Regions from separate parts of the Homo sapiens genome. Here regions 1, 3, 4 and 5 are each linked to region 2. The links are chromatin loops, found by intact Hi-C in ENCODE. Cell type or tissue: Calu3. All regions are shown on one strand. Links, peaks and the distances in the headings refer to the core of each region. The heading gives the core; the rest is flanking DNA. Region 1 overlaps PNMT (phenylethanolamine N-methyltransferase). Region 2 has its middle 3.2 kb from the start of GSDMA. Region 3 has its middle 9.4 kb from the start of PPP1R1B. Region 4 has its middle 20 kb from the start of GSDMB. Region 5 holds the start of IKZF3 (IKAROS family zinc finger 3).

Evidence for each region. Peaks named below come from ENCODE experiments on the same cell type or tissue, not always from the same donor. Only the 100,000 strongest peaks of a DNase experiment are listed, where the experiment ranks them.
Region 1: a loop joins it to region 2, with 2.7 times the contacts of the local background. A loop is called at or near these places in 3 of 110 quality-filtered maps.
Region 3: a loop joins it to region 2, with 2.5 times the contacts of the local background. A loop is called at or near these places in 8 of 110 quality-filtered maps.
Region 4: a loop joins it to region 2, with 2.9 times the contacts of the local background. A loop is called at or near these places in 2 of 110 quality-filtered maps.
Region 5: it touches region 2 in a loop (2.3-fold over the local background); 9 of 110 quality-filtered maps call a loop at or near these places.

The regions. Positions count from the first base shown.
Region 1 is chr17:39,669,035-39,675,258 of GRCh38, forward strand. PNMT (phenylethanolamine N-methyltransferase) reads left to right here. Exons shown (of 3, transcript NM_002686.4): 2 at 595-802; 3 at 917-1,441. The coding sequence ends at 1,355. It overlaps PGAP3 (post-GPI attachment to proteins phospholipase 3), which reads right to left. Exons shown (of 8, transcript NM_033419.5): 4 at 5,583-5,645; 5 at 4,959-5,020; 6 at 4,480-4,616; 7 at 4,017-4,221; 8 at 2,088-3,832. The coding sequence ends at 3,769. Among named protein-coding and RNA genes, the nearest start is that of PNMT, 3.7 kb to the left of the region's middle. RefSeq lists enhancers at 5,660-6,207, 5,837-6,224, 6,208-6,224. In Calu3, for the core only: no CTCF peak of the experiment used is centred there; DNase peaks (open chromatin) are centred at 1,327, 2,777, 3,307, 4,097 and 7 weaker places.
Region 2 is chr17:39,956,643-39,962,866 of GRCh38, forward strand. No RefSeq gene overlaps it. Among named protein-coding and RNA genes, the nearest start is that of GSDMA, 3.2 kb to the right of the region's middle. In Calu3, for the core only: no CTCF peak of the experiment used is centred there; DNase peaks (open chromatin) are centred at 1,310, 1,703, 2,499, 3,949 and 3 weaker places.
Region 3 is chr17:39,614,467-39,620,690 of GRCh38, forward strand. No RefSeq gene overlaps it. Among named protein-coding and RNA genes, the nearest start is that of PPP1R1B, 9.4 kb to the right of the region's middle. RefSeq lists enhancers at 702-761, 832-901, 3,766-4,269, 3,937-4,437, 4,438-4,938 and silencers at 3,385-3,484, 3,565-3,704. In Calu3, for the core only: no CTCF peak of the experiment used is centred there; DNase peaks (open chromatin) are centred at 3,355, 3,625, 4,165, 4,825 and 5 weaker places.
Region 4 is chr17:39,895,890-39,902,113 of GRCh38, forward strand. No RefSeq gene overlaps it. Among named protein-coding and RNA genes, the nearest start is that of GSDMB, 20 kb to the right of the region's middle. In Calu3, for the core only: no CTCF peak of the experiment used is centred there; DNase peaks (open chromatin) are centred at 1,152, 3,112, 3,532, 3,932 and 4 weaker places.
Region 5 is chr17:39,861,357-39,867,580 of GRCh38, forward strand. It overlaps IKZF3 (IKAROS family zinc finger 3), which reads right to left and starts at 2,956. Exons shown (of 8, transcript NM_012481.5): 1 at 2,764-2,956. The coding sequence starts at 2,770. RefSeq lists enhancers at 60-219, 2,578-2,697, 2,708-2,797, 3,525-3,594, 3,655-3,714 and 2 more and a silencer at 5,900-6,115. In Calu3, for the core only: no CTCF peak of the experiment used is centred there; DNase peaks (open chromatin) are centred at 2,885, 3,765, 4,845, 5,175 and 2 weaker places.

The DNA.
Region 1 (6,224 bases), core at 515-5,514, 290 kb before region 2:
TTTTCTTTCTTTTTCTTTATTTTATTTTCATTTATTTACTTATTTTTATTTTTTATTTGTTTTGAGACGGAGTTTCGCTCTTGTTGCCCAGGCTGGAGTACAATGGCGCCATCTCGGCTCACTGCAACCTCCGCCTCCCCGGTTCAAGCGATTCTCTTGCCTCAGCTTCCCTAGTAGCTGGGATTACAGGCATGCGCCCCCATGCCTGGCTAATTTATTTGTATTTTTAGTAGAGACGGGACTTCTCCATGTTGGTCAGGCTGGTCTCGAACTCCCAACCTTAGGATCCACCCACCCCGGCCTCCCAAAGTGCTGGGATTACAGGTGTGAGCCACTGCGCCCGGCCAGTAGGTATAGTCTTCTAGATGTGAAACCTGAGTCTCAGAGCGGTGAAGTTCCCTTCCGAAGGGCAGCCCATGTTGGAGCTGGGTTCAGTCTAACTCTGGGGCCAATGCTTTTTCCAGATGGAGACACATTTGCAGAGGAGAAGGAAGAACTAGAGAGAGGCAGGGAGATGCAGGGGAGGGAAGGGTAAGGAGGCAGGGGCTGCCTGGGCTGGCTGGCACCAGGACCCTCTTCCTCTGCCCTGCCCAGGTGAAGTGTCCGGACGCACCCTCATCGACATTGGTTCAGGCCCCACCGTGTACCAGCTGCTCAGTGCCTGCAGCCACTTTGAGGACATCACCATGACAGATTTCCTGGAGGTCAACCGCCAGGAGCTGGGGCGCTGGCTGCAGGAGGAGCCGGGGGCCTTCAACTGGAGCATGTACAGCCAACATGCCTGCCTCATTGAGGGCAAGGGGTAAGGACTGGGGGGTGAGGGTTGGGGAGGAGGCTTCCCATAGAGTGGCTGGTTGGGGCAACAGAGGCCTGAGCGTAGAACAGCCTTGAGCCCTGCCTTGTGCCTCCTGCACAGGGAATGCTGGCAGGATAAGGAGCGCCAGCTGCGAGCCAGGGTGAAACGGGTCCTGCCCATCGACGTGCACCAGCCCCAGCCCCTGGGTGCTGGGAGCCCAGCTCCCCTGCCTGCTGACGCCCTGGTCTCTGCCTTCTGCTTGGAGGCTGTGAGCCCAGATCTTGCCAGCTTTCAGCGGGCCCTGGACCACATCACCACGCTGCTGAGGCCTGGGGGGCACCTCCTCCTCATCGGGGCCCTGGAGGAGTCGTGGTACCTGGCTGGGGAGGCCAGGCTGACGGTGGTGCCAGTGTCTGAGGAGGAGGTGAGGGAGGCCCTGGTGCGTAGTGGCTACAAGGTCCGGGACCTCCGCACCTATATCATGCCTGCCCACCTTCAGACAGGCGTAGATGATGTCAAGGGCGTCTTCTTCGCCTGGGCTCAGAAGGTTGGGCTGTGAGGGCTGTACCTGGTGCCCTGTGGCCCCCACCCACCTGGATTCCCTGTTCTTTGAAGTGGCACCTAATAAAGAAATAATACCCTGCCGCTGCGGTCAGTGCTGTGTGTGGCTCTCCTGGGAAGCAGCAAGGGCCCAGAGATCTGAGTGTCCGGGTAGGGGAGACATTCACCCTAGGCTTTTTTTCCAGAAGCTTCCTTGAGGCTAGCATTCTGTACCACTCATTCTTCCCAAACTAAGGAAGGCCAAGGTCAGGGGAGCTCACCGGGCACCTGCAGTGCACCAGGCACTTGTGATATGCCATTGTGTCCATCGCATCATTCATTCCTGCATTCAGCAGCAGGTCCTGCTAGTCTGTTTCCAGGTGAAGCTCAGAGAGGTGAAGTCACAAACAGTGCAGACTGCTTCAGACCAGAACGAGGGAGAGTGGGGATCATGAGGAGATGGAAGTAGAATCTGCAAGGTGGTGGGGAGGTGGGGGTGTTATGATTGAAGCACAATGGCCGAGGGAAGTGAAAGGGAAAGAACTGGCTCCAGCTCCCTCTCACAACTGGACTTGAGTTCTGCCCAGCTCTGCCTCTGGGGCCTGCCATTCCCCATGCCACGTGCCCAGGCAGAGACCTCACCTCTGTTTACTGCCTCCAGCCAGCTCTGGGACCTGCCCCTGCCGCCACAACTGTCTTCTCCTGCCCTCCAGCCCACCCTATTCACACAAATGAGCTGAACAAGGGCAGGTGAGGCTTGGAATTGATTTATTAAGCACATCCCTTGCCACCCTCCCACCTTAAAAGTTTTCAGTATCAAAAGAAGCTAGCGCAGGCCACCCGAGTCCCTGAGGTTGGAGTCCTAGCATAGCTCCCCTCCCTCAAAGAGGGACAAGGGGTCAGGGGCAGAGCAAAAATCCAGTCTGCTTCAACCACGGAGACTGCCTTTGGGATGGAAAGTTTCTGGAGCTCCCTCCATTCTATTCCTGTGGGGCAGGAACATGCCAGGGCTGCTGGTAAATGGCAGGGGTCACCTTTACCAGGGCGCAGGCATAGTGTGGCCCCTGCCTGCCCTGGGGCCACCCTGGAACAGTAAGACCCTCTGGGAAGGGAAGAAACCAGACCCAGCCATAAGCTTTCTCCCCTTCTCCCTCAAATCGCCCCTTCCTCCTCCCCAAAATCAGGCTATGGCAAAGGGGCTGGCAGCAGGGGAATGGAGGTTTTGGAGGGGAAGGCCAGCCATGCGAAGGCAAGGAGAAAAGGAGGATGGAGAGAGCCCCAGCCATCCCCATTTTCCTTCCTCTGCCTCCGAGGGGCTGCTTCTGGAGGGCACTGTTGTGTGGGGACCCTGTGAGGTTTGCAGGAGGCGGGCAAAGGGGCACCAGACAGGGAACATGCACACAGGCAGCCTGGCCATGGAGAGCTCCTGGCTGTCCGCCCAGGTGGCGCCTTGGGCAGAGCTGGCGCTCCACAAGTGATTATTGATGGTGACAGGATTCCCTCATCCTGCTCCAACCTCTCAACTGTGGACACATTCACCGGCAGTCACTCATCTCACATGCCCACCAGCACGCGCACACACGTTCCCCTAACCCACGCTAACACACCCACCCCCTGCACACACACACTTTGAAGCCACACCTCTTCCCCGACAACACCCGTCTCCACACTGCGCACCTAGGCCTGAGCTCACACACACCCAGGCCCATGCTCACGGCCCTGTCACCTATGCACTCAGCCTGGCCCACACTCCCGACACACGGTGGCAGGCTCTCAACCAGACAGCAGCACAGGATCCTTGCCCTGGGCTTGCTGGAGCCCTGGCCCTGAAAGGGAGTATGGTGAGGCCTCCTGGGAACCTGGCTAGGGCAATGGTCAGGGTGAAACTCCTTCCCAATCCCAGCAGCTTGGTCCCTCAAGATCCCATGGGGAGAATCGCCGTGAACCTTGGCTGGCCAAAGAACAAGCATCCAGCACCACCTAGTGGTGTCCTGGAGGAGGGTGGGGGGTGGTAACAGAAGGGGACCCCCTGTATCCCTAAGGCCTGTGGTCCCTGGTCTCCCAGGTAGACAGAGGGCTTCAGGACCCAGCCAGGCAGCTGGGGATGTGGGGAGGAGGCTGATGGGGAGGAAACAGGCAGCTGTCCTCCCGGTAGAGCTAAGAGCACACTCAGTTCCACCCCAGTTCAGCTCCAGGAGGTAGAGGGGCTGCCCACTCTCGAGTCCCAGATGCTGGGAGGCCTTCCCTAGAACAGACTCCAAGGCTGGTGAGGGCCAACAGGGGGTGGGCTGGCCACATGATTCTGGGCCCACATCCTTCATGTCCAAGTTCAAGAAGTTGAAAAGAGAAAATCATCTCAAGGGTTGAGGGGAGAAGGGAGGCCAGCAGGGCGGGGGCAGGATCCCCACTGGGGCAGACTCGCTCCAAGGTCTTCAGTCCAGCTTGAACTTGTCCTCTGATTCCTTCAGCAGGTACAGGCTGTCATCTTCCAGAAAGCTGTGGGCCAAAGGAGTAGCCCATTGAGGCACACAGCTCTGACAGCTCGCATGGAGACAAGGGTGGGGTGCATGCAGGCAAGGTGGGAGGGGGCGGATGGGCACACAGAGCCCCCAATCTCCCCTAAGGAGTGGGCAAGGAAGGGTCCAAAGAAGGTGAGCACCAGGCAGGGGGCAGCACCCACCTGAAAAAGAGGACGTGGACAGGGATGGTGCTGATGTGCCAGATGGCATGGGCATCCAGGACCCAGAAGAGCGGTGGGAAGTCAAGCAGCTCGAGCAGGGACAGCCCCTGCAGCAGCAAGACCACCACCACGCACTTGCGCACGTGAGGCAGCCGCCGCTGGTTCCACAGGCACCAGGCCAGCCACCACACCACGTTGACCAGGCCTGGGTGCCAGTGGGGGCAGGAGAGACTCATTCCTTCGGCTCCTTCTCCCCAAGGCCACCCCCAACTCCATGCTCTCTGACCCCAGGATCATCCTCGGACTCTCCTCCCAGCCTCCTCTCTCTCCCACCTCAAATTCTTCTCCATTCCTCTACCCCAAGAGTCTCTCTAGAACCTCCTTCTCCAGGAATGGCACCAACCTCCCACTCGCACCCCAAGCTAGCACTTCTGCAGATGGCCCAAGCCCCCCAGGGCCTCACCAATAGCCACGTTGGCCACCAGGTTGTAGCCATAGTCGAAGCGGATGAGGCTCAGGTAGGAGACGTGCACGGTCAGCATGAGCAGCAGGAGAGCCCGGAAGGCACTGACCACAGCTGGGTGCTGCAGCCCCACGGTCCTGCCCCACCGTCCAGGGTTGCTCAGAGGGCAGGTGGCCCATCCCCAGAGCAGCATTCCCTGAAGCATCTCCTCCCCCCAACATTGGTGCATGGCCCCTGAAGTCACTACCCCTCTCCCCACCAAACAGGCCACAGCTGGGCAGCAAGTGCTACAGCTCCTTGTCAGGAGCCAGGGCCCCCAGTCCTACCCCAGAGTCCTCACCCAGGACAGCTGATGTGTTGGGGGTTGGGGGGCGTAGGTGTTGGGAGACTAGTGAAGAAGGCCCCCAGGGGAAGGCTGGGTGACCCCTTTCTGCCCCCAGGGTTCGATTTTGCCCCTGCAGCCACCCAGGCAGGCTCACCTGACGCAGCACAGGTAGATTGAGTGTAGGATGACAGTGGAGGCACAGAAGTAGTCCATTTTCTGAGGACAGGGAAGGGTGGTGAGGGACCAGCATGAGGCTTCACGGAGAGGACCCGCGGGGATGGGGGCATGGAGGAGTGGCAGAGAGGGGCCGGGGTCCTGGGCCTGCCTATCACTGTTTCACTCTGACTGAGTCTTGTGTTCACATCACCATACAAGTTTTTAAAAATGTGCCCAGGAACAAGGCTTTAGGGACGCTGGTGGAGGGTTCCTGCTGAGGCTCCAGGACATGACCACGCTGCACAGAATTCAGAGCACAGTGTGGAGTCTGACAGCCATGGGGTCACGTCCTGTGGCAACCCTTCACTGGCTGGGTGCCCCTAAGCATGTGGTCCCCCTGTCGAAGGCTCAGCTGCCTCATCAGGCAAGAAGAGCGAATACTCATCCCCACCTGATGAGGCTCACTGAGGATCAAGGGCACCAACAGGTTTAGGATGCCCACCCCATACTCCTCCCAGTGCTCCTCAGAGGGAGTTGGCATGACCCTCTAGAGCCCCTCTGCCCACTTCTGGGCTCCTCTGGGACCACCCTGTGCAGGAGGGGGAGCTGGAGGAATGCTCACCTCTGTGAGGTCAGTGTCCCTGGTGTGGAAAACTGTGGACCAGAACCATGCATTGAGGGACACCTAAGGAGGGAGGGGCTGGTGAGCATGCTGCCCCCCACCCTGACCTCAAGGCAGGGACCCCCATTTGCTCACATCCATTTCACCTTTGGGAAGGGGCTCTGCAGGACAAGAAATGTGCTTTTCCTGCCCCTGGAGCCCTCTGAACAAACCTATGTCCCTCTACCCCCACCCAGCCAGGGTCCCTGGGGTGGACTTCCTGCCACCCCAAACCCCCAAGGCCACGGGGGGCTGCAGCCTCCACAGGTTCCGGCCTGGCCTGGGAACCAGTTCCGGTATAGCCAAGCTCCCTAGTTACTCAATTGCTAAGACAACAGCCCCCAGGGGCCTTGCCTCCTCCTCCAACCGGCAGGTGTTGACAGCACCACCCCACCCGGGCCCAGGGGAGCCAGTGACCTCAGCCTCTGGGGGCGGGAATGAGGTGGGTGGGGTGGAGGGGCTCGAGCCAGCTTGGGGTGTGTTCCAAGCAGCAGGGGAGGGAGATCAAGCAGATCCCACTGGGGCACAGGCTCCCAGGAGGAGGGTGAACCAAGCCCAGCTTCCTCCTGGCTGGGCCTGCCCAACCCGCCAGACCAGTGGCTG
Region 2 (6,224 bases), core at 389-5,388:
ATATCTGCTCACTGCAGAACAGCGACAGGGGCTGAAATTTAAATTTTTACTGAAAATTAAAATTTAAAATTTTACTGCAGGCCAGGCATGGTGGCTCACACCTGTAATCCCAGCACTTAGGGAGGCCAAGGCAGACAGATCACCTGAGGTCAGGAGTTCGAGACCCATCTGGCCAACCTGGTGAAACCCCATCTCTACTAAAAATACAAAAATTAGCTGGGCATGGTGGTATGTTCCTGTACATACAGCTACTTGTGGGGCTGAGTCAGGAGACTTGCTTGAACCTGGGAGGCAGAGGCTGCAGTGAGCCGAGATCGTGCCACTGCACTCCAGCCTGGGCGATAGAGGAAGACTCTGTCTCAAAAATAGACAGACAGACAGACAGACAGACAGACAGATAATAAAATACAATTTTACTGCAGACCACTTCTGAAGTTGGTGGCTCCCTAAATGCAAAGCATCCTGTGATGCTTTTTCTCCACTGTGCAGATGGAAACCATCCTGGACTAGAATTTCTTTCAGGGAGAGATGGAGCCCTTCTGTCTTTACTTTGAGCTGCTCAGGGGGTTCTGAGGTGAGGAGCTGAAAGTGGTCAGGCCCTGATGGGACTCTGTGGCCTTGACATATAAGGAGACCAAGGAGACAGATCCTCCTTACACCTGGGAGCCAAATGCCTTGACACTGCTCTGTGTCCTGTAAGCCAGCCTCTCCATCTTTCGGGTGCTGGCCAACAACACTTGGCTCTCCAGATATTTTATTCATCAGGGATCCCCAGCCCTGCCCGCCCATGGCTAGGGAAGGCAGGATGGGGCTTGAGGACAAGCCTAGGGGAGCTGGTGAAAATACAGAATAGTGGCCGGGCGCGGTGGCTCATGCCTATAATCCCAGCACTTTGGAAGGCCGAGGTGGGTGGATCACCTGAGGTCAGGAGTTCGAGACCAGCCTGGCCAACATGGTGAAACCCCATCTATACTGAAAATGCAACAATTATTCGGGTGTGGTGTCGCGCATCTGCAATCCCAGCTACTCGGGAGGCTGAGGCAGGAGAATCGCTTGAACCCGGGGGGCGGAGTTTGCAGTGAGCCAAGATTGGCACTCCAGCCTGAACAACAAGAGCGAAACTCAATCTCAAAAAAAAAAGAAAGAAAAAGAAAAAAAAATACAGAAAAGCTCCAACACATGCTCCCGTGCATCAGCAGGGGCTCAGGAAGAGGTGGGTTGCTGGGAGGATCACCTGACAGAAGAGAGTTCTCTGGGTTTGGGCTGGAGGCTGGCAGTGGCCTCCTTGCCCAGACAGGGCTGATGGGTAGGGGGATTGGCAGTGGAGGGGTGGGGGCAGTGAGGGCTGACACCTTGAAGCTGGATGCTGAGTTTGACACACTTAGAGCTGAACACTGATGTCTGTTCAGCCAGAGTCTGGGGAGGTCTTGGACTCCAAAGCTGATTTGGGAATTTGGGAAGAAACATTAAAGCTTTTTAGAGAATAAGGAAAGAGTATGGGAGCTTTACTCTGTTCAGAAAGGAGAATTTATGGAAGTATAGCTCACAATCTATGATCTGCACCCCCAAACATCCAACCTCCCATATGAGAGATAAAACACAGCATCCCTAGGAAGCATTATTCCTGCGCCTCCACCAGGCAGTCATGCCCCAGCCCAGCCTGTCTTCATCCCTAACCATTACCATTCCACCTCCTTTTGTTCAGGGCAGGTCTGGGAATATGTTCATGTGAGGGATCACTTCTTGCAAATGCTCCAGTTATCCTGCACCCTTCAAGTAGGCTCCAAATCCTACAACATTCTCCTTGCCCTCCCAACTCGCAGGGTGCCAGCTTCTTCCCATTCTGGCCAGAGTTTGTGACTTCCATGAACGCCCATAATCTACTTTTCTCTGTTTTCTCTGACCCCATGCTGAGGGGGAAATCAACAATAATAAAAAGGAGGCCAGGCACAGTGGATCACACCTGTAATCCCAGCAATTTGGGAGGCCAAGGTGGGTGTATCACTTGAGGCCAGGAGTTCGAGACCAGCCTGGCCAATGTGGTGAAACTTTGCCTCTACTAAAAACACAAAAAATAGCCCGGTGTGGTGGTGCGCACCTGTAGTCCCAGGTACTCGGGAGGCTGAGGCAGGAGAATCACTTGAACCTGGGAGGCGGAGGTTGCAGTGAACCGAGATTGTGCCACTGCACTCCAGCCAGCAATAGTGTGAGGCTCGGTCTCAAAAAACAACAACAAAAACAATAACAAAAGGGAAAATGAGTAAGGAAATAATGCCCTGTCCCAATGACTGTGTCTGTCTGCAGTGCACTCTATGGGTCAGAGAGACAGCAATGGTCCCACGGGGCAGGTGCCTGGGGCTTCCTCTCCTAAATCAATTCTCTCTCCTGATCCCTGTCTCCTAACAACCCTACATAGTCACAAGCTTGGTCTCTAAATCAGAGGTGATCATTGTCCATCACTACCTTAATTGACCACCAGAGGGAGGTAGAGAGCAAAGTTTACCGCCTGCCTGAGCAGCACTCACCGCATGACCAGGTCCTGCTTCCTTATTGTCTCTTTTAATTGACCTGAAGCGTCCTTACAAGGCAGTCTAACTTAAATATCCGCCAGTACAATTTAAATTCTGCCCCAGGCCGGGCGCAGTGGCTCACGCCTGTAACCCCAGCACTTTGGGAGACCGAGGCAGGAGGACTGCTTGAGCCTAGGAGTTCAAGATCAGCCTGAGCAACATAGGGAGACTCCCTTCTCTACAAAAAATTAAAAAGTGAGCCAGGCATGGCCGGGCGCAGTGGCTCAAGCCTGTAATCCTAGCACTTTGGGAGGCCGAGGCGGGCAGATCACGAGGTCAGGAGATCGAGACCATCCTGGCTAACATGGTGAAACCCCGTCTTTACTAAAAATACAAAAAATTAGCCAAGCGTGGTGGTGCGTGCCTGTAATCCCAGCTATTTTGGAGGCTGAGGTAGGAGAATCGCTTGAACCCGGGAGGCGGAGGTTGCAGTGAGCCAATATTGTGCCATTGCACTCCAGCCTGGGCGATAAGAGCAAGACTCCATCTCAAAAAAAAAAAAAAAAAAGCCAGGTGTGGTGACACATGCCTATAGTTCCAGGTACTGGGAGCAGGGAGCGGGCACTGAGATGAGAGAATCCCTTTAGCCCAGGAAGTCAAGGCTGCAGTGAGCCATGACTGCACCACTGCACTCCAGCCTGGGCAACAGAGTGAGAACCTGTCTCAAAAAAAAAAAAAAACAGAAAGAAAGAAAGAAAAGAAAAAGACGCAGCTGGGCACGGTAGCTCACGCTTGTAATCCCAGCACCTTCAGAGGCCGAGGTGGGTGGATCACCTGAGGTCAGGAGTTCGAGACCAGCCTGGCGAACAGGGTTGAAACCCCGTCTTTACTAAAAATACAAAAATTAGTTGGGAGCGGTGGCATGTGCTTGTAACCCAGCTACTCGGGAGGCTGAGGTAGGAGAATTGCTTGAACCCAGGAGGCGGAGGTTGCAGTGAGCCGAGATTACACCACTGCCCTCCAGCCTGGGAGACAGAGTGAGGCTCCATCTCAAAAAAAAAAAAAAGAAAAGAAAGAAAAAGAGGCAGGGCACCCTGGATGGGAGGAAGGAGCACCACCAAGACAAGCCTAAATGTGGATATTTTCATTCCAAAAGCACAAGAACTTCAACCTGGCTGACCCCACAAGCCCATATATCTCCTCCCTGCCTTGAACTCACCAAGCCCCCTGCTTGGAATACCAGTAGGCAGTCTGAGGGAATGGGACAATGTGGTGCAGGCAGGGTCGGGACGACACCAGGAGTGTGAGGACAGGCCCGGCAGAGTGCTCTGAGATCAGACTGAAGGCGGGAGAAATGAGAGAAGCAAGACTTCCCGGTCAGAGGAGAGAAAGCTGACTAGATGGGCTTTGCAGGTCCTTGGGGAGAGCAGAGCCACGTGTGGCTTTTAGATGCCACTGTTCTCCAGATCTTTGCAGAATCCACTAAACTAGGAACCTTGGCCTGCAGCCAGTGGGAGAAGGGTAGTCACTGGGAAGAAACTCCCAAAAGTCTGACCGAGGCAATGCTAGGCTGGTGAGAGGGTGGGAGTGGGACTATCTTCCCTGGAGCTGATTAAGGCATAAGGAGACTGCACAGCCTCAGGACTATATGCTGAAATGCAGGCATCACGTCAGTGTAGTGGCTGAGAGATACAAGGAGGAAGAGGTGGAAATCCAGGAAAACAGACAGAGATGAAAGGACTATAACACACACAGCAGGTTTCTATGTAAATATGTGCTTGTGATAGGGACCAGATGACTAACGACAACCTTTTTTTTCTTTTTCTTTTTTTTTTTTTTGAATCGGAGTCTTGCTCTGTCGCCCAGCCTGGCATGCAGTGGCACGATCTCGGCTCACTGCAACCTCCACCTCCCGGGTTCAAGTGATTCTCCTGCCTCAGCCTCCCAAGTAGCTGGGATTACAGGCACCTGCCACCACGCCCAGCTAATTTTTGCAGTTTTGGTAGAGATGGTGTTTCCCTCATGTTGGCCAGGCTGGTCTCGAACTCCTGACCTCAGGTGATCCACCCACTTCTGCCTCCCAAAGTGCTGGAATTACAGCCGTGAACCACCGCACCCAGCCTAACGACAACCTTCCCACACACTCAAGCCCCCACCTCTGCCTCTCCTAAGGAGAAGGGACATTTGATTGCTGGAATGGCTGGAGCTGTGGAAGGAGGATGAAGTATTGGGTGGCTGCAGTGAGCCATGATCAAGCCACTGCGCTCCAGCCTGGGTGACAGAGCGAGGCCCCGTCTCAAAAAGGTGTAGGGTGGATGGGAAAGTATGTAAAGAAAAAGAGAGTGAGCAGGGACCAGAGAGGCAGAGGCAAGGCTTGGCTTTGTTCTGTTTCAAGACATAGAGAAGAGATATTTGGGAGCATCTGTCATATTGAATGAGACTTTGGGGACACAAGTGGAGTAATGACTATTTTAGGGAGTTTTCCTAAGTGTGGAATGGTCTAGTCTCATTCACCATCAGCCCCTCAAGGAAACGTTCAGTAAAGATGGAATTGGCCGGGCGCAGTGGCTCATCCTGTAATCCCAGCACTTTGGGAGGCCGAGGCGGGCGGATCATGAGGTCAGGAGATCAAGACCCTCCTGGCCAACATGGCGAAACCCCGTCTCTAATAAAAATACAAAACTAGCCAGGCATGGTGGTGCATGCCTGTAATCCCAGCTACTCGGGAGGCTGAGGCAGAGAACTGTTTGAACCCGGGAGGTGGAAGTTGCAGTGAGCTGAGATTGCACCGCTGCACTCCAGCCTGGAGGACAGAGCGAGACTCCTTCTCAAAAAAAAAAAAGATGGAATTTACTCTTCACAGCATTCAGGGTTGCGTTTCTTTTTCCATGAGTGGTACTAAGAAGAGCCTCAAGGTGGGAGCAGGAAGGCTCTGCTGTGTCAGGTTATACCTGCACATATGCATGGCCACATGGCCCAACACTGTAAGGGCCTTGCTTGTAAGTCCCTTATTCTGTCCTCTAGCAATGTGACCATGTAGGCAACATTTGAAATTCCTTTAAAATTCCTTCTAGGCAGAGATTTAAGCTAAGAGGAGGACCTGAGTGACCTCTGGTGCAACATCTGAAAGCCCACGACAAGCCTCCTGGGCTTTTCCATGAATATCGCCGTGCCCCTGCCTACGGATATGCTGATGTGTGTATACAATATTCTGTGAGAAGCAGAGACGCTGAACACTAAACAACACAAACCCATTTGGTCTAACTCCATCTCTGCCTACTCAGACATCTGCTTCTAGCGGTATCAGAGTTATGTCTATGTAGCTAAAACAAATGGAGTAAGGCAGCAATACACACAGGCTGACAAGCCCAGGATGGAGGGCGGCACTGCAGATGCTCTGCTCTCTACTGGAATGTGTGGACATACAGGAATCCCTATCCCAGGACACCCGCAGACCCCCACCATGAATCCGAGATGCTCCCCAATGACGGTGATGATGACAGAACAGAGATGCCATCCCTGGTCACACACACACACACACACACACACACACTCCCACTGCCTCCCTCTGCACCCCTCCCAAAGGCACCTGCCTTCCTCTCCTCTCAATCCACAAGCCAACCTCCAGCTGCCACCTCTCTATCAGCCTTGGCTACCCCCACCCACGCTGGCACCTGCCTGGCAGCTCCCTATCCACCCCCTCAGCCCTCAGGA
Region 3 (6,224 bases), core at 874-5,873, 340 kb before region 2:
GCAAACATGGTATTTGCCTACTCTGGTGCCTTCCATGGCTCCCAGTGTCCCTAAGATGAGGCCATGCTCTTTAGGGACACCCCTGATTTGGCTGCTGCTTTTATCTGTGCCCTCAGCAGCTCCAACTATTTCTGGATTTACAAGCCTCATGCCTAGTAATCTTTGTTCAGGCTGTTCTGTCTTCCTGAGGTGTCCAGTCCAGCTTCCTCACCCCTTAAGCCTAAGCATCACCTCCTCCAGGAAGCCGCTCTGGGCAGCACATTTCACGAAGGCAGGAACTGGACCCAGAGCCTGGCACACAGAATATCCTCAATATATAGCTGTGGCACCAAGATCTGTCCTGCTCCTGTTGGGAGGGTGGTGGTGTCAGTTCTTCTGCCCCCAAAATGGAAGGCTGCAAGCCAGCACAGGACCTCTACCCACAGGAAGTCCCTCCTCAAAATCTTCCCTCTTTTCTCTTCAGCTTCCCCACCAATATCAGCACTGACATGGAATGTCAGTTTTCCCCTCTGTAAAATGGGCGTGCTAATAAGCTTCAAATGAGCTAACAGCTCTCTCCAGAGGTGGCTGATTTTGCCTCAGGCAAAATCAGTGTTATTTTTTTCCTTTTTTCTTATTGATTTATTTGTTTGTTTGTTTATTTTTGAGACAGGGTCTCACTCTGTCACCCAGGCTGGAATGCAGTGGCACAGTCTCAGCTCACTGCAGCCTCCACCTCCTGGGCTCAAGCAATCCTCCCACCTCAGCCTCCTGAGTAGCTGGGACTGTAGGCGCACACCACCACGCCTGGCTGCCTTTTGTATTTTTGGTAGAGATGGGGTTTCCCCATGTTGGCCAGGCTGGTCTCGAACTCCTGACCTCAAGAGATCTGCCCACCTCGGCCTCCCAAAGTGTTGGGATTACAGGCGTGAGCCCTGCACCTGGCCCAATGTTATTTTTTTAATTTTGTTCCTGCAGCTCTCTTCATCACCATATCTTTGTTCTGCTTCTCTTGTGAGTTTTCCATGGAGAAGTTGATATGTCTTGTTCCAGCCCCTCCCAAACCCACTCCCAGAGTCCATACAGGAAGGCAGAGGAACAGGGAGCTCAAGGTGGCAACTGTACCAGAGTTAGCAGCGTTGTGACCTTGGTCAGATCATGTAACCCCCTGCTTCCTCATCTGTAAAATGGGACTAGCACCACGGTTCACCTGGTCACCTGCAGTTCAGCACTGATGGGAGGAACAAAAGGACGGCAGGTTATGAAGTGCGCACTTGGGTGGCCAAGTGCTGGCGGATGGGGGTTGGGGAACTCCTCCCTGATGCTGCAGCGCAGGGCAGTGGGGACAGCACAGGACCAGGCTGCATCCTGGGCCCTCTTTCCTTAGGGCGGGCTCTGTTGTGACCTTCCCTGTGACCTGGGCATTTCCCAGTTTCTGCCCCTGGAAATCAGAGCCAGGGATCTGGGCTGGGGAATTTTAGGGGCTTGGTGCTGGACTATTCCCTGAAACGTCCCTTGAGCGCATGGGTGCAGGGGACATATGGGCCTGACAGTAGGCACGGATGACCCACACCATAGTGGTGATGCTAGTGCTCAGGAGGACAGCCCCAAAAGGTCACTGGGGCAGAATGTATGGTGTGTGCAGGACACTGTGGTCAGGGCAGGAGGTCACAATTTAACCAGAGATCTCTTGAGTCAGCCCCAGGAGTGGACCTGGGAAGGACTGCCTGGCATGAAGGGTGGAGATTCTTTCTTTCTTTCTTTCTTTCTTTTTTTTGAGACGGAGTCTTGCTCTGTCGCCCAGGCTGGAGTGCAGTGGCGCCATCCCAGCTCACTGCAACCTCTGCCTCCCGGCTCAAGCAATTCTCCAGCCTCAGCCTCCAGAGTAGCTAGAACTACAGGCGCACGCCACCACGCCCAGCTAATTTTTGTATTTTAGTAGAGATGGGGTTTCACCATTTGGCTAGGCAGGTCTCAAACTCCTGACCTCAAGCGATCCACCCACTTTGGCCTCCCAAAGTGCTGGGATTACAGGTGTGAGCCACCATGCCCAGCCGTTTTTTGTTTTTTTTAGAGACAAGAGTCTTGCTATGTTGCCCAGACTGGACTCAAATACCTGGCTTCAAGCAATCCTCCCACCTGAGCCTCCCAAGTAGCTGGGACTACAGGCCCACACCACTGTGCCCTGCCTGACTTTTTAATTGGGGTCCACAGGGAGGGAAGGGAATAGTCTAGAGAGGTAGGGTCTCATGGGCTCACTCCCCATTTTACAGATGAAGAAGCCACAGAGAGGGGAAGCAACCTGCCTTGTGTCACACAATAAGTGAGTGGCAGAGCTGGGACTGGAAACCAGGACTCTGTTGCCACTTTGGGGTCCTCTCATTCCCAGAGCCTCAGCACTCTGTGTGATAACATACTTATTAATGTAATAATGACAATGGTGAGTGCTATCTGTGCCAGGCACTGGCCTTCACAGGAATCATTTTATTCTTGACAAGACATCTGTGGGAGGGATTCCTAGTACCACCACTTAAAGACCAGGATGCTGAAGCACAGAGAGGTTGCCGTCAAGGCTGATGTGTCAAGGTCACATAGCTAGAAAGTGGCAGAGCTGGGATTTGAACCAAGTTTGACTTGACTCCAGGGCTCATGCTCTTACTATTATAAAGTGTGTCCCTTTCTCTGAAACCGCTGTGGTCTCCACACCGTAGGACCAGCAGACCCCGCAATGGAGAGGGAAAGGAGGGTGCCCTGGGAAGGACTTGTGCCCAGGGTTTGCCCTCTGGCAACTGGCCTCTGGCCAGGTCCCCAAGTCACAGGAGCCATGATGCCCTGGCCTGGATCTATCAAGTTCTGCTCATGGGTGGGTAGGTGGGTGGAGGCTGCTTCTAAACACAGAGAGGGAGCAGTCACATTAACCATGGAGTTTTTCCACCCTGTATATACCACTTTCCTCAGCTTCTTCAGAAGACTCCCTCCTAGCCCTTGCAGACTCAGTGAGGTGCTGCCTCCACCAGGAAGTCCTCCCTGATGTCCCCTGATGGCGCTCCAGCCTCTGGCCCTTGGCACCGCGTTGAACATTTGGGGATGGACAGACCAGCTTCAGGAGCCCCAGCTTCACCACTTGCTCACCAGCTACCTGCAGCCCCCGCCCCCGTCTGCCCTCCTGTCTGTAAAATGGGAATAAGAAGCCCTGCCTCACAAAATCTTTGCAAGGAGGAGCAGCGGCGTCCTAGGAGCAAGCACCTGGCGCCCGGTGAGCCCCCGCCACTCGCTCCTTCTCCTCCTTGTCCTTCTCCTGGCTTGCTCCCGGTTCTCTCCTCGCCACCCCCGCCCCGCGCCTGGCACGGCGCCCGGCGCGCCCCAGCCGCCCAATCCCGGCTCGCAGCCCTGACTTCCTGCCCGCCGGGCTCCCTCGGCACGTGCCCCGCGCCCCATGGGACCGCGCGCCCTCCCGGGGCGGCCTCCCCGCGGCCTCCCGCTTGGGGGAGCCGGGCTTGGGGGAGCGGGTCGCCCCGGCTCGGAGGTGGGGTCGGCGGGGGCCGGGCGGGCCGGCCGCGGCGGCGGGAAGGGGACGCTGCCCCTTTAAGGTGCCACCGCCGCGTGGCAGGGAAACAGCTTGTGCCAGCCCCATTCCGCCCGGCTCCGTTCGCTACAAGAAACACAATGCATAACAATCAGGCGCGCGCTTGGAGCCATGCCACGCGGCGGGGGCGGGGCGGGGCCGCGCGCCGGGCGGGGCGGGGGCTCCGGGGTCTCGGCCCCCGACCTGCGTCCTGGGCCCGCAGGGGAGTCCTGCCCCATGCTCCCGGGCGGGGCCGCCCTGTGCCCCAGCGAGGTGCCCCGGTGCCCCCCGCCTCGCCCGCGCTTGCCCCTCCCTCCCCGCCATCTCGCTCCCTACAAAGTTCATTCCCACTAACTCTTTTCCAGGCCACTTCCCCCTCACATCTGACAATCGGGGCCCCTCATTCTCCCAGTAATCACTCCACTGCACTAATTGCACATGCAAATATGCAAATGCGTATTAATTAATTACTATACTAATTAGTTCTGTGGTATTTGCGAGTAATAAATCATTGGATGGGAGCGAGGAAGCTGGAGACCTGGCCCATTTTCATTCTGCATAAAATTTTAATGGTCTCTCTGGCTGATCCGGGACGGCAGCGCGCGGAGAGGCTCTTAAAGGGCCAGTGGCGGCGGGAAGGGGCAGCGGTGGGGATCGCCGTTGACCCCGGCGGGGACTGGCACCCTAGAAGGAGTTGGAGATGCGGCCTCACATTCTGCAGGGGCCGTCTCCGGCGTGCGGTGGCTTCTGCCTCCCCCTCTGGGGCTCAGTGTCCTCCTTAGTGGCTTCTAAGGAGAGAACCTGGGCGGGGACCAGGAGCTGAACTAGGATTCTTTAAGAAAGGAAAGAGGTCTAGGAGATGTGAGAGGCCAATGCCAAGGCTTTGGGGCCCCAGGTAGCCTGGGAGACAGGAATGAAGACTCCATCTCCTGGATGGCTGAGTAAACTGAGGCACAGGACAGGCAAATCTTAGCTCCCACCCCTCTTCTCCCAAGGGGAAGGAAGCTAGAAGGATGTTCTGGTTGGCCCCAGCCTTTTCTTATATCTGGTGGGCGCCACAAGGTTGGGGGTGCCTCCAGCTTTCCCCTTCCACACGATCAAACCGCTGCCCCGCCCCCATGGGCACCAGCTGGCACCCTGGCAGAGTAGTCCTGGGCTTGAGTGGGCCCTGGGGACCCTGCTTTATTTCCAGGAGGTAGTCAGGACCCGGGCACAGGGAGGGGGCTGGCTGCTTTGCAGGGCCATTGACTGGGGGAGGCAGACAGAACCAGTTGTGCTCATGCCAGGGCGTAGGAGGATGCCAGAGGTGGGCACCTTAAGGAGGTGGGGACTGTGGGCCTGTCCTGAGCCGGTATTCCCCGTGCCAGGGTCTCTAGTCTGGTTCTGCTCAGCCTCCAACCTTCTGCCATCAACAAGCCCCTGGATAAGGCACAGCCTAAGGAGGGTCAGTGCTCTAGTGGGGGCCGATGATAATGACAGCAACTAACAAGACTATTAACTCGGCAAACATTTATTTAGCTGGAGAACTGTTCAGCAAGCTCTAGGTGCCTCACGACCCCCCAGTGACACAAGTTCTGTTACAGTCTCCGTTTTAAGGATGGAGAAACAGGGGCACACGAAGGTTAAGCAACCTGCTCAAGGTCACCCAGCTGTGAGTAGTGGAGTGGAGTTTGAACCCAGACAGTCCAGCTGTGTGTGGGTTCTTTCCAGCACACCACCTCTCCCCACCACCATTTCTGCAGCTCCTGCTCTGAACCACATCCTTTGCTAAGAACTTCATGGGCAGTATCCCATCCAAACCTTGCAACAACCCAGAAGGTAGGTTCTGGAATTATCTCCATGTGGAACACAAGGCTCAGAGAGGTTGACTAAGCTGCTCTGGAACACACAGGGAAGATGTAGCAAGGCCAGGCTCACACCTGGCTTGTGTGAGGGCAGAGTCCAACAGAGTCCTCCAGGCCCTCTGATCCCTCCCCATCTCTGCCCCTGCTGGGATCTCTGCCTCCTGGAAGAGCAAGAGGGCGTTGTGGTAGCCCCTGATGACTAGAGAAATGGAAGGGCTTTCAGTTAGATGGTAGAGAGAACTTGCTTCTTGAAAGGTGGGAGCTCCAGGGGCTGGGGTGGGATGGAGCCTTTTCTTCCTTTCCCAGACAGGCCAAGGAAGGGCCTTGGCTGTGTAGTGGGAGATGGGTGGGGATGGGGGTGGAGGGGTGGGGGAGAACAGAAGGGCCCAGAATGATAAAGCCTTGTGAGGACCACAGAACTCAGGAATCCTGGCTGGGTTTTAAAAATTTTGTCCCTGATAGGCCGGACGCGGTGGCTCCCACCTGTAATCCCAGCATTTTGGGAGGCCAAGGCGGGCAGATCACTTGAGGTCAGGAGTTCGAGACCAGCCTGGCCAACATGGTGAAACCCTGTGTCTACTAAAAATACAAAAATTAGCCGGGTGTGGTGGCGGGCATCTGTAATCTCAGCTACTTGGAAGGCTGAGTCAGGAGAATTGCTTGAACCTGGGAGGCGGAGGTTGCGGTGAGCCAAGATCACTGCCACTGCACTCCAGCTTGGGCGACAAGAGCAAGACTCCATCTCAAAAAAAAAGAAAAAAAAATTTGTCCCTGCATTCCTACCTGCCCCCCACCCATTGCCCCTGGAAATGTCTTGGGCACCCCCACCTCAAGAA
Region 4 (6,224 bases), core at 531-5,530, 61 kb before region 2:
GCAATGAAGCTGTTTAGAAAATAAGGAAACAGGAAGCAAAAATAAAAAAAAATTTTAAAGTAGCTTTTTTTTTTTTTTTTTTTTTTTTTGAGATGGAGTCTCGCTTTGTCACCAGGCTGGATGGAGTGCAGTGATGCGATCTCGGCTCACTGCAACCTCCTGCCTCAGCCTCCCGAGTAGCTGGGATTACAGGCAGTAGCCACCACACCCAGCTATTTTTTTTTGTATTTTTAGTAGAGACGGATTTTCACCATGTTAGCCAGGATGGTCTCAATCTCCTGACCTCCTGATCCGCCCACCTCGGCTTCCCAAACTGCTGGGATTACAGGCGTGAGCCACCGCGGCCAGCCAAAAGTAGCTTTGTAACACCAATCATTCAGGTTTTGCATGCAGTGCAGACAGCAGAGGAAGCACACTTCAGTCCAAATGAGCTTGAAGTCCTTTTTCTGCAGATGTAGTTCGCACAGCTTTGACTGAACAGCTCCAATTTAGATTCCTGGACCCTACCTCATTTCTGAGGTTTCCTGGAGTGTGGCTCACTTAGAAGGAAGTCAACCAAATTTCAAATGGAGAGGAAAGACTAAATTGAATCTGGAGATATGTGCATGTGCCTCCCTTTTCTTTCCTTATGGCCCAGCTTTGTTTGAGCCTACTATCAAATGTTTTTGTTTCGTTTTGTTTTCTTGTTTTGTTTTTGAGATACAGTCTCGCTCTGTCACCAGGCTGGAGTGCTGTGGTGCGATCTCAGATCACTGCAACCTCCAACTCCCTAGTTCAAGCGATTCTCCTGCCTCAGCCTCCCTAACAGCTGGGATTACAGGCGCGCACCACCACACCCAGTTAATTTTTGTATTTGTAGTAGAGACAGGGTTTCACCATGTTGGCCAGGCTGGCCTTGATCTCCTGACCTCAAGATCTGCCTGCCTCGGCCTCCCAAAGTGCTGGGATTACAGGCATGAGCCACCGCGCCCGGCCCCAATGGTTTCTAAAGCATCTCCCAAAGCATGTCTACCCTGAGTGACAGAAAGCAAGTGAGGAAGACATCTGCAACACACAATGGAAGGCGAAGGCCTCTGGCTTTCTGATTCTGGTCCTGGCTCCATCATTTTCTTTTTATTTTTTTTCTTTTTGAGACAAGGTCTCACTCTGTCACTCAGGCAGAGTACAGTGGCATGATCTCGGCTCACTGCAGCCTCTGCCCCCCTGGTTCAAGCTATTCTCCTGCCTTAGCCTCCTGCCTCCAAGAAGCTGGGACTACAGGCGTATGCCACCATGCCTGGCTAAGTCTTGTATTTTTAGTATTTTTAGTAGAGATGGGGTTTCATCATTTTGCCCAGGCTGGTCTTGAACTCCTGGCCTGAAGTAATCCACCTGCCTGAGCTTCCCAAAGTGCTGGGATTACAGACGTGAGCCACCATGCCTGGCCCTGGCTCTTATCATTTTCTAGTACAGTACATCTTTAGCAAAGACCATTTTCTCATCCCTTTTGTCAGTACAGCACAATACTGTACTGTTTCATTAGATGCCACTGTAACCTAGACGGCAGCTTAGGACTCTGTCCCTTGGAGATATGGGTGGTAGACTTGAGAAAAGATTTCAGAAAGCAGAGGGAGGAGGGGTTTACACTGCCACAACACACAAAAAAACTTCAAATAGAACAGTAAGCATTACCATTCTCTTGTTTTTTCACCTTTTATATTGTGAAGTACATCATGGATACAGAAAAGTGTATTTAATATAAAACCGTAGCTTAATGAATAATTACCAAATAAACTCCTGAGCTACCCGCCACCCAGGTGAAGAAATAAAATATTGTTAGCATTCTTGAAACCCACCCCTTTCAGATGCTCAACCCCTTTCAGATATGATTCTCCTAATCATATCACTTTTCCACCAAAAAGGATGATTTCATAATAGTTATTTCCTTACCTTTCTTGGAATTTTACCGCCAAAGTGTAGATCCCTAAACAATATAGTTACTGTTTTTGAATGTTGTGTGGAGATAATAATATTGAATATATTCTTTTGTACTTTCTTTCCAAAGATTAATCTCCTATGGTTTTAATTCATTTATATCAATTGCTGTATAGTATTCCATTGTATGAATATACCTTAGTTTGTTTATCCATATTCAACTGTTGGTGAATATTCAAGTTGTTTCCAGTTTTTGGCTGTTAATGACATTCTACTAAAGAACTTTCTTAAGAGTGTATCCCACTGATCGACATGTGCATATGTTTCTCTAGGGTCTGTACCTCAACGTTGAATTTCTGGAACACAGGGTAGGCAAATCTTTGATTTGTAATGCCAAACTGTTATTCAAAGTGGCTGTACTAGTTTACCTTCCTAGCAGTAGTGTATGAAAGTTCCCATTTGTCCAGGTGCTCACCAACACTTGATATTGTCAGACTTTTAGCTTTTACGGTGAGGGAATAATGTTATTTCATAGTGGTTTTAATTTGTATTTCCCTGATTAGTAATGGAGTCAAGCATCAGTTTATACATTTGTTAGCCATTTGGTTTTTCCTTTATGGAAAGTGCCGTTCAAATATTTTGTCTGTTTTTCTAATGGGTCATCTTTTTGTTATTGATTTGTATTAGTTCCTTATACATTCTGGATACTAGCCCTTTGTAAGTTGCATGTATTTTAAATATCTTCTCCCACTCCGTGGGCTTTTTACCCTCTTTATCATATATCTTGTGAACAGAAGTTTTTAATGTTAATATAATTATCATTTTACCTTTCACATTTAGATCTATAACCCATCTGGAATTTAATTTTTATGTATACTGTGTGATAGGGATCCTTTTTTTTTTTTTTTTCTGAGACGGAGTCTCAACCTGTTGCCCAGGCTGGAGTGCAATGGCGTGATCTCAGCTCACTGCAACCTTCACCTCCCAGGTTCAAGCGATTCTCCTGCCTCAGCCTCCTGAATAGCCGGGATTACATGCGCCTGCCACCACACCCAGCTAATTTTTGTATTTTTAGTAGAGATGGGGTTTCACCACGTTGGCCAGGCTGGTCTCAAACTCCTGACCTCAGGTGATCTGCCCACCTCGGCCTCCCAAAGTGCTGGAATTACATGCATGAGCCACCACACCTGGCTCATTTTTTTTTTTTTTTCTTTTTAGAGACAGGGTTTCACTCTGTCACCCAGAATGGAGTGCAGTAGCAGTCATAGCTCACTGTAACCTCAAACTTCTGGCTCAAATTAACCTCCTACTTCAGCCTCCCAAAATGCTGGAATTACAGGTGTGAGCCACCATGCCCAGCCAAATTTCATTTTTTATCTACATGCTTATCCAGTTGTCTTGGCACCGTTTATTGAAAAGTCTAGCCTTTCTTAACTAATCTTCAGTGACACTTTTCTCATATATCAAATGTCCATTTTTACATGGGGATCCATTTCTGAGATCTCTATTTCATTGTTTTTCTGTCTATCCCTGTTCAGTGCCACACTGAAATAATATAGCTTTCAAAATCAGTCTTGGATCTGGTAGAACAAGTCTTTCCACCTTGTTCTTCTTCAAGAGCCTCATAGCTGTTTTTGCCCTTTGCATTTTAGAATCAGCTTTTTAAATTACACACCTACATAAACACACACACACAAACACACACACTCACTCATTCACTCAACTGTTAGGATTTTTATTGGGATTGTACTGAATCCATAAATCAATCTGAGAAGAATTAACATTTTTACAATATTGTGTCTCCTAATCCTTCAATGTAGTATCTCTTCTTTTGTTTAAGTCTTTTCTAAGGTCTCTCAGTAAGATTTTTTTTTTTTTTGAACAGAGTCTCGATCTGTCACCAGGCTGGAGTGCAATGGCGCGATCTCGGCTCACCACAACCTCTGCCTCTCGGGTTCAAGCGATTCTCCTGCCTCAGCCTCCCAAGTAGCTGAGATTACAGGTGTGCGCCACCACGCCCAGCTAATTCTGTATTTTTAGTAGAGATGGGGTTTCTCCATGTTGGTCAGGCTGGACTTGAACTCCCAGCCTCAGGTGATCCGCCCACCTCAGCCTCCCAAAGTGTTGGGATTGCAGGTGTGAGCCACCACACCTGGCTTCAGTAAGATTTTATAACAATGTATTTCAGCTCTTTCGGACCTTCAGTTCAACATTTTCCTAAATATTTCATATTTTTGGTGCCATTATCATTGTATTTTTCAAATTTCATTTTGTACTTGTTAGTGGTATATATAGGATTACAACTGGTCCATATATTGATTTTACAAAATTGTTAAATTATTAATTTCATAATTTATCTGTAAATCTTCTGGATTTTCAATGTACACATTAGATCATCTGTAAGTAATGCAATATTTTATAATTCTTACATATTTTGTTGCTTTTTCTTGTTTAACTGCATTTGCTAGATCTTCTGTACAATGTCAAATAGACAGTGATAGTGAATATCCTTGTCTTATTACTGATTTCAGAGAGAAAGCTTACAACATTTTACCATAAATATGATATTTACTATAAATATTTTGTATATACTCTTATCAGATTAAAGAAGTTTCCTCCTGTTCCTAGTTTTCTTTTCTTTTTTTTCTTTTTTTTTTTTTGAGACGGAGTCTGGCTCTGTCCCCCAGGCTGGAGTGCAATGGCGTGATCTTGGTTCATTGCAACCTACACCTCCCGGGTTCAAACGACTCTCCCACCTCAGCCTCCCAAGTAGCTGGGGTTACAGGAACCCACTACCAAGCCTGGCTAATTTTTGTATTTTTGTAGAGATGGGGTTTCACCATGTTGGCCAGGCTGGTCTTGAACCCCTGACGTCAAGTGATGCGCCCACCTCGGCCTCCCAAAGTGCTGGGATTACAGGTGTAAGCCACCACACCTGGCCCTGTTCCTAGTTTTCTTGGAATTTTAATCATGAATGGACATTGAATTTTATCAGATGCATTTTTGTCTTTATTGAAATGATCCCATCATTTTTCTTCTTAAATTGCTAGTGTGGTAAATTACATTAATTTTTCAATGTTAAGCCAGCCTTGAAATCCCAGATAAATCCAGTTTATATTATTATTTTTCTACGGTGATTTGGTTTGCTGATTTGTTTTTCTGTTTTTTCATCTAAGCTCACGAATGAGACTGGCCTGCATTTTCCTTTCTCTTATTGTTCTTGTTAAGTTTTGCTAGTGTTGTGGATGAATTGGAAAGTGTCTCTGAAAAAGTTTGTGTGAAATTAGAGTTACTTATTCTTAAATGCTTAATTGTATAACTGAAGAAACCATCTGGGCTTGGAATTTTCTTTGTGGGAATATTTTGTTTGTTTGTTTTTGAGAAAGAGTCTCACTCTGTCACCCAGGCTGGAGTGCAGTGTCGTGATCTCGGCTCACTGCAACCTCTGTCTCCCAGATTCAAGCAATTTTCATGCCTCAGCCTCCTAAGTAGCTGGGATTACAGGCATGCGCCATCATGCCCAGCTAATTTTTGTATTTTTAGTAGACACGGGCTTCACCATGTTGCCCAGATTGGTCTCGAATTCTTGACCTCAAGTGATCCACCCACCTCAGTCTCCCAAAGTGCTAGGATTACAGGTGTGAGCCACCGTGCTTGGCCAATATTTTGTTCTTGATAGAGTATCCTTTGTTCTTAGAGGATTATTCATGTTTTCTGGTTTTTCTTGTTGTTGTTGTTGTTGTTGTTTTTTGAGACAGAGTCTCGCTCTGTCGCTCAGGGTGGAGTGCAGTGGCACAATCTCTGCTCACTGCAAGCTCTGCTTCCCTGGTTCACACCATTCTCCTGCCTCAGCCTCCTGAGTAGCTGGGACTACAGGTGCCTGCCACCATGCCCGGCTAATTTTTTGTATTTTTAGTAGAGATGGGGTTTCACCGTGTCAGCCAGGATGGACTCGATCTCCTGACCTCGTGATCTGCCCACCTTGGCCTCCCGAAGTGCTGGGATTACAGGCGTGAGCCACCGCGCCAGGCCCATGTTTTCTATTTTTTTCTGGGACAACTTTGGGAAATTGTATTTTTTTAGGATAACACCCATTTCACCTAAAATTTCAAATTTATTGGCATAAAGTCGTTTCTAATATCCTCCTGTCTTTTAAATGCCTGTAACATCTTTAGAACTGTTCCCTTTTCACTCTTAAAACTGATGATATTTGCTCCCTCTCTCTTTTTATCACTCTTGTCAAGCTGGGCACGGTGGCTCACACCTATAATCCCAGCACTTTGGGAGGCTGAGGTGGGTGGATTACCTGA
Region 5 (6,224 bases), core at 659-5,658, 95 kb before region 2:
GAGAGCCTTCATGGCGATGATGCCTGAGCAGAGTCTTGAAAGATGAGTAGGCATAAGCAAGTAGAGAATGGGTGAACATAATAGCAAAGACATGGAAGCATGAAATAGCATACTGGATTAAAGGAAGTACAAACAGGAATTTTGAAAAATTATGTTCTACCAGGACGCCACGGCCTTTCTGTGGCTTTTGTTTCTTAAAACCTTCGCATTTCATCCTCCATACGCTCACAATGGAGGGCAAACAGATTCCATCATCTACAGGCTTTATCTCTGTTAATCTCAGCCATCCAGAACATGGAAAGGGACCTGAAACAAAACCCTACTACCACAAAATCTATGTGGTAAGAAATATAAGCTGACATCAAGAAGGAGACAAAAATTGTACAATATCCTAGGTATGTTTGGTGTAGGGGCATTCAGCTCAAAACCCCTGTGAGAATATATTATGGAATAATATATGATCTGATGGTGAGAACAGTAACTCAGAGTTGCCGAGATAAACTTATCTCTTATGTACCTTGCTTATAAAGCAGGGAGCTGTGTAATAAATATACTTAGAAAAATCTTTACTCAATATTGTTAAAAATAAAAATGTTTTACATTAAATAAGAAGTCTGCCATTACCTGTGAAATTCATGTTTGTGAACCACCTCATTTCCCGACCATAACAGACAGAAGAGATGTTATAGTACAAATAATAAAATTTAGTGATTCATAAACAGTCTTTGGGTAGAAAATATTTAAGGTCACAGATTGTGAGAAAATTAAAAAGTTATAGCTTCTGATTTTAGTATATTCATTAAATCTTCATTTCTACAAGATTTCTATTTCAAAAGCTTATTCATCTGACATCTTCATACATAGAAAGTCTCAATAAATTAATTAAAAGATAAATGAATTTGTTAAATGACTTTATATGCTGAAGGAATGATATACAGTATTGCATTGTACAATAAACTGTTATGAATCAATGTGACCCCCAAATTGGGCAGAAAATAAAGGTATTCCATGAAGTATTCTACTTTCTTACATTGCCAAGAGAGGTATACACTATAGACCAAATCTCTAATCTAGACTGAGATCAAAACCACAAGATGATATAAAAATTTTTTAAATATCAAAAACATGGGCCAGATTAGTCTATTTTGGGTAGCTATAATGAACCAGATATTTTACCACATCAAATACTCTATACGCAAGGACCTGACATTAAAATAGCCAAATTCATATAATTAACCTCTTTTTAAAATTTAAATGTTAAAGTTTTTTCATTAAGCATAATCTATACTATCTATCTCCATGGACCTATAGATTTAATCTAATCATGTAAACACAACTTTAAAAAGTTATTGATCTACATTCTCTTTCCATTTATAGTCTACACACTCTAAATTAAATTCTACACAAGTTTTCATTCTTTTCTTCTTAAGGGAGTCTTCAGGCTTATTAAACATCTGTGTTAGTACACCAATAACCTAAGATATGCTATTTAGTTTCTTTATTGCACATTAAATAAATGAATTTGGAAGTATTAACATTTATAGAGAAATACTCCAGTTTCTATGGATTTACATGATTCTGTACATTATCCTTGATACGTGGTATGGTTACGGCTAGGAAAAATAGTGTTGGAGTACTGATTTATAATTTCATAAAAACAAATTAATCATTTGTAATAATTAAAGCATATGAGCTTTTCAAAAATTATTTTTCCCATAGTATACAACAGCCCAACTTTTTTTCCTTGTTATTGGCCAATAAAACCTTTGTTAAAAATTACACTTCAATAAACCATTATTTAAATGTTAAAAATGCAAAATTTTTAAAGTTTTCAAGCCCTAATTAAAAAAATTAAAAGCATAAAGTTTTTGATATTTTAACAACTTTATATACTCTAGAAATAAAGCTGCCAAAGATCAGTTCATTGTTAATTAGAGATTCTTCCATTATTATGAAGAAAATACCCACGATCTTCATATTTATCAAAGTAACATTTTAGTTAGGTGTCAATATCTCATTTTTAATAGAATGAAATTCTGAATTTCTTAATCCCACCATCCCCCCCCGAGTTGAGATGCATTTGCCATTTTCAAGGTTTTAGAAACACTTGTTGAAAAGACCATTGAAGAGTTTACAGTAGCAGTGTGAAATTTTAGGTATCCCAAGGAAGTACAGAATGAAAAATGTTTGAGAAGCAAGGATAGTGTTACGACTTTCAAAATTAATTCATATGAAACTCCTAATGTGAACCTGATTTTTTGCGCTGGGTAAAGAAGACTCATTAGAAGATCGAGTTCCAAGGGAACTGCAAATGCCAACCGCTTTAAAATGTACCTTTCCCATATGACACCATTTACCCTTGGAAGAAAACAAGTTACTCAGATTAGTCTAATTCCAATAAACACTGAGGCCATGAAGGAAAAAATATCCAAAAGGGTTGATTATTCCACCCCAGATTTGCAGCCATTTCAGGGACACCCCTTAAGTGCTCTTCCTCTGCAGATGTAGGGTAGACCCCCCATGTCTGACAACTCTTTAGAAATAAAATTGCGAAGAAGTTATCACTTTCCAAAGGGCGGGGGAAGGACAAGTGAGAGACGTTAAGAGAACCGACGCGCTTTGTCCTCTGAAATACCTCATATTTACTTTTGACAAAAGAAGTAAATAGAAGCAAAACTGAGATTCAGAAGAAACTCTTTCTACTGCTTGCACAGGTTAAGTTTCTCAAAGACCCCGGAGAAAAGAAGCGGGCTGGAGGCTCACCTTCCATGTCGCTGCCGGGCCGGGCTGGAGCTGCCGCTGTGGCTACTCGGCCTCTCCACGTGCTCCTGCCGTCGCCTGGACTCAGCGCGCAGCTGGCGGGAGATTCCCGGCGCGGGGAGTCCCCGGGATCCGGCAGCCGCGTCGGCGCAGACTGAAAAGGGCAGGAGCCGGCGACCTGCCGGTGCGCGGGGTTACAGCGGCGCTGGCTGGCGGCGGCTTTAAAGGACGCTGGCCGCGGAGTGCCGCGGGTTCCGCGCCTCCAGCCCCCTTTCGAATGTCAAACCCAAGGAACCCCGACAGGATGGAAATGTCGCATCACTAAATTGTCTCAAAATGTCTATTTTAGAAGGATAATGGATGAGAAAAGTGACATCACACGGAGGGTCGGGGGTCAGCCTTGCTTTCTTGGCAAGCTGAAGTTCAAAGACGTTTATCTTAAATTGAGGAAGATCTGGAACTTTTTGTCTAGATTCAGTGATAACAGCCGTGGAAAGTATCAATGAGAACCCCCTTCTTTCAAAGTATTTTTTTTTCCTTCCTCACTTTTTCATTTCACATGGTAAAAGTTTTTGGTCCAAGTTTTCAGACAGTTGGAAAGGATTTTGGCACTTCTATCAATTCAACTTTTTAATTTTTGGAAGCATTTATCTCACTTTTGTTTTCCCTCTGGGAACTGCTTGATTTATTTGCCACCACTCACGCAATACTACCCACTCTATATAAATAGAGGGAGTGTTTTATAGAGTGTGTTTATTTTCTCCCAGCCTGCCTTCTTCTAAATACACACCTTACAAAAATACATATATGATGTACCAGAAAATTAAGCAAAGAAAGTAGAGCTAAGGGTGGAAGGTGGGGGCAGTAAGATTGTAAAATTAACTTAAAGATGTTAGTATACAGATATGTATCAGTCAACATCTTCTCCCAACACCCTCCCTACTGTCCAGAGGTAAAGCACACATTTGACTGCAGAGAGAGGAAAGGGGAAGTGACCACAAAACTGTTTTTCAAAGCAGAACTTTTCTTCACATTGAGGTCTAAGGGACATTGTTCAGGTGAGCCCTTCTAAAGATATCCAGCGTGTGGGACAATATACGAATGAGTCTCAAAAGGCCACTGTCACCGCTATTAGAAAATTATATTAGTGCATACAAATATATTTGAGACTTAAGGCTGAGGGTTTGTGCATCAGCTGTCCATATCAGAAGAAACCCACACTTACAAGTTAAAGTATACATGCTGTAATTTTATGAATTGTAGCTTTAAACAATAGTATGTCGTTGGTATAGGCAGTCTATGTGATGTGTGTATATATATTCAAGTGGGTGAAAAACTACACTGGCTTTAAGCACCACAGTAGCATCTCTATAACTGTATGAGTTGGGAGTTCTGCAGGATGTCAATTTTGGAGAAATACTCTAAACACTAGGTCTAATTTTAGTACTGAAAGGGGAAATTTGTTGTTTGTTAGTTTCTAAAAGCAAAAATAGCACATCAAAAGTAGCAGAAGAGGAACTGTAAAATTTCACAGGGATGGTATGAGGATGAAAAGTTATTTGGTTATGAAAAAGTTGTAGGCCAGGCGCAGTGGCTCACGCCTGTAATCCCAGCACTTTGGGAGGCCAAGGCAGGTGGATCACGAGGTCAGGAGTTCGAGACCAGCCTGGCCAACATGGCAAAATACTGTCTCTACTAAAAATACAAAAATTAGCTGGGCGTGGTGGCGCATGCCTCTAATCCTAGCTACTCAGGAGGCTGAGGCAGGAGAATCGCTTGAACCCAGCAGGCAGAGGTTGCAGTGAGCCGAGATCTTGCCACTGAACTCCAGCCTGGGCAACAGAGTGAGACTTCGTCTCAAAAAAAAAAAAAAAAAGTTGTAAGGAAACTTTATGATTTTCCATTACAATGTTCTTCTGTATATTTGACAGTGGAACGTGTTAGTACTCTGTAAATAGTTCAATACTGAGTATTTCGGACTCCCGAGAGTGATACCTAAGGGGATTAAAAGTGAATTGGTAAAATAACTTATGTAGCTACTCCACCTTCAAGGAGATGCAGCATAAATCCCCACTCTTTAAGTGTGGGTGCACAAAGTGACTTCCTTCCGAAGAGTATAGTATGAAAGCAGGGGAATAAGTTGACAGTGGAGAAACCTGACAAACAGTACCTCAGCCAGCAGACCAAGGTTAACATCAAGTGATAAGGCATGTTGATAGTATGTCCCCTTGATATGATGTGATGAGAATGTCATTTTATCTCTGTAATCTTCCTCCTAAGAATCCATAATTCTAGTCTAATATGGAGAAAGACACCAAATTCCAGTAGAGAGGCATTCTACAAAATACCTCACCAATTAAAGCCAGGTCAAGACCTTCAAACACAAGAAAAGTCTGACACAGCCAAGGGGAATCTAAGGAGATACGATGACTATAGGTAATGTGGGATCCCGCATGAGATCCTGGAGCAAAAAAACAAACGAGGTAGGGAGGACATTGAGTAAAAAACTAAGGAAATCTGAATAAAGTTTGGACTTCAGTTAATAGTAATATATCAATATCCGTTCATTAATTGTAAGAAATGTACCATACCAATGTAAGATGTCAATAATAGGGAAAATCGGGAGGGAGTATGTAAAAACTCTCTGTACTGTTTTTGCAAATTTTCTGCAAATCTAAAACTCTTCTAAAATAAAAAGTTTATATAAAAAGAGTGGATGGGTACTTTTGACAACTATTACTCATTTGGTTAAGTCTCCTCTCATAGGATTTAGTTTATCACACAGGATTTACAACTATCAATTACTTACAGTAACCAAAAAGTCAATAAAACACACTGTGGATATATAATGTACTTTGACTAAAACTGGAATGAAGAACTTGTAGGGAATCAAAGATAATGCCTAAATCTGTCTTCATTATCATCACCTTAAGAAGAGAACAGTTGAGACCAGACCATGTATCCAGACATGGTAACTGAAAATGGGTGGATCTGACTCACTGAGTCACATTTCATGGCTTATGCTATATAGGTAAAATTAACAGTGACTAAAAATGAAATTACTGACAAAGTTTGCTCCTGGACCATATGAGAGAGTCCAAGTACTGACTCGGCTCAAAGGAAATAAAACCGAAAACTCTTGATCTCACCCAAAATAACCATTCTGCACCCTGTCTGAACCTTGGGCTCTCTCTACTAACCAGCCTACTCAAAACCACTACTGAGAGTGGTGTCCCGCTGCTAAGAAACAGACAACACACAGGGCCTTTCGGGCCACCAAACTAGTAGCCAAGAAGGAACCATCAAAGACGCGGGCATGATCCCCTTTGGAGCTCCCCGATCTTGACTAGTCATCCATCCCTACAGAAAAGGCCAATCGGGCTCCATCCCTACAGAAAAGGCCAATGGGCCTTACAATTGGGCCCATTTTTAAAGCAAGGTCACTTCATCAACCTAGATACGTT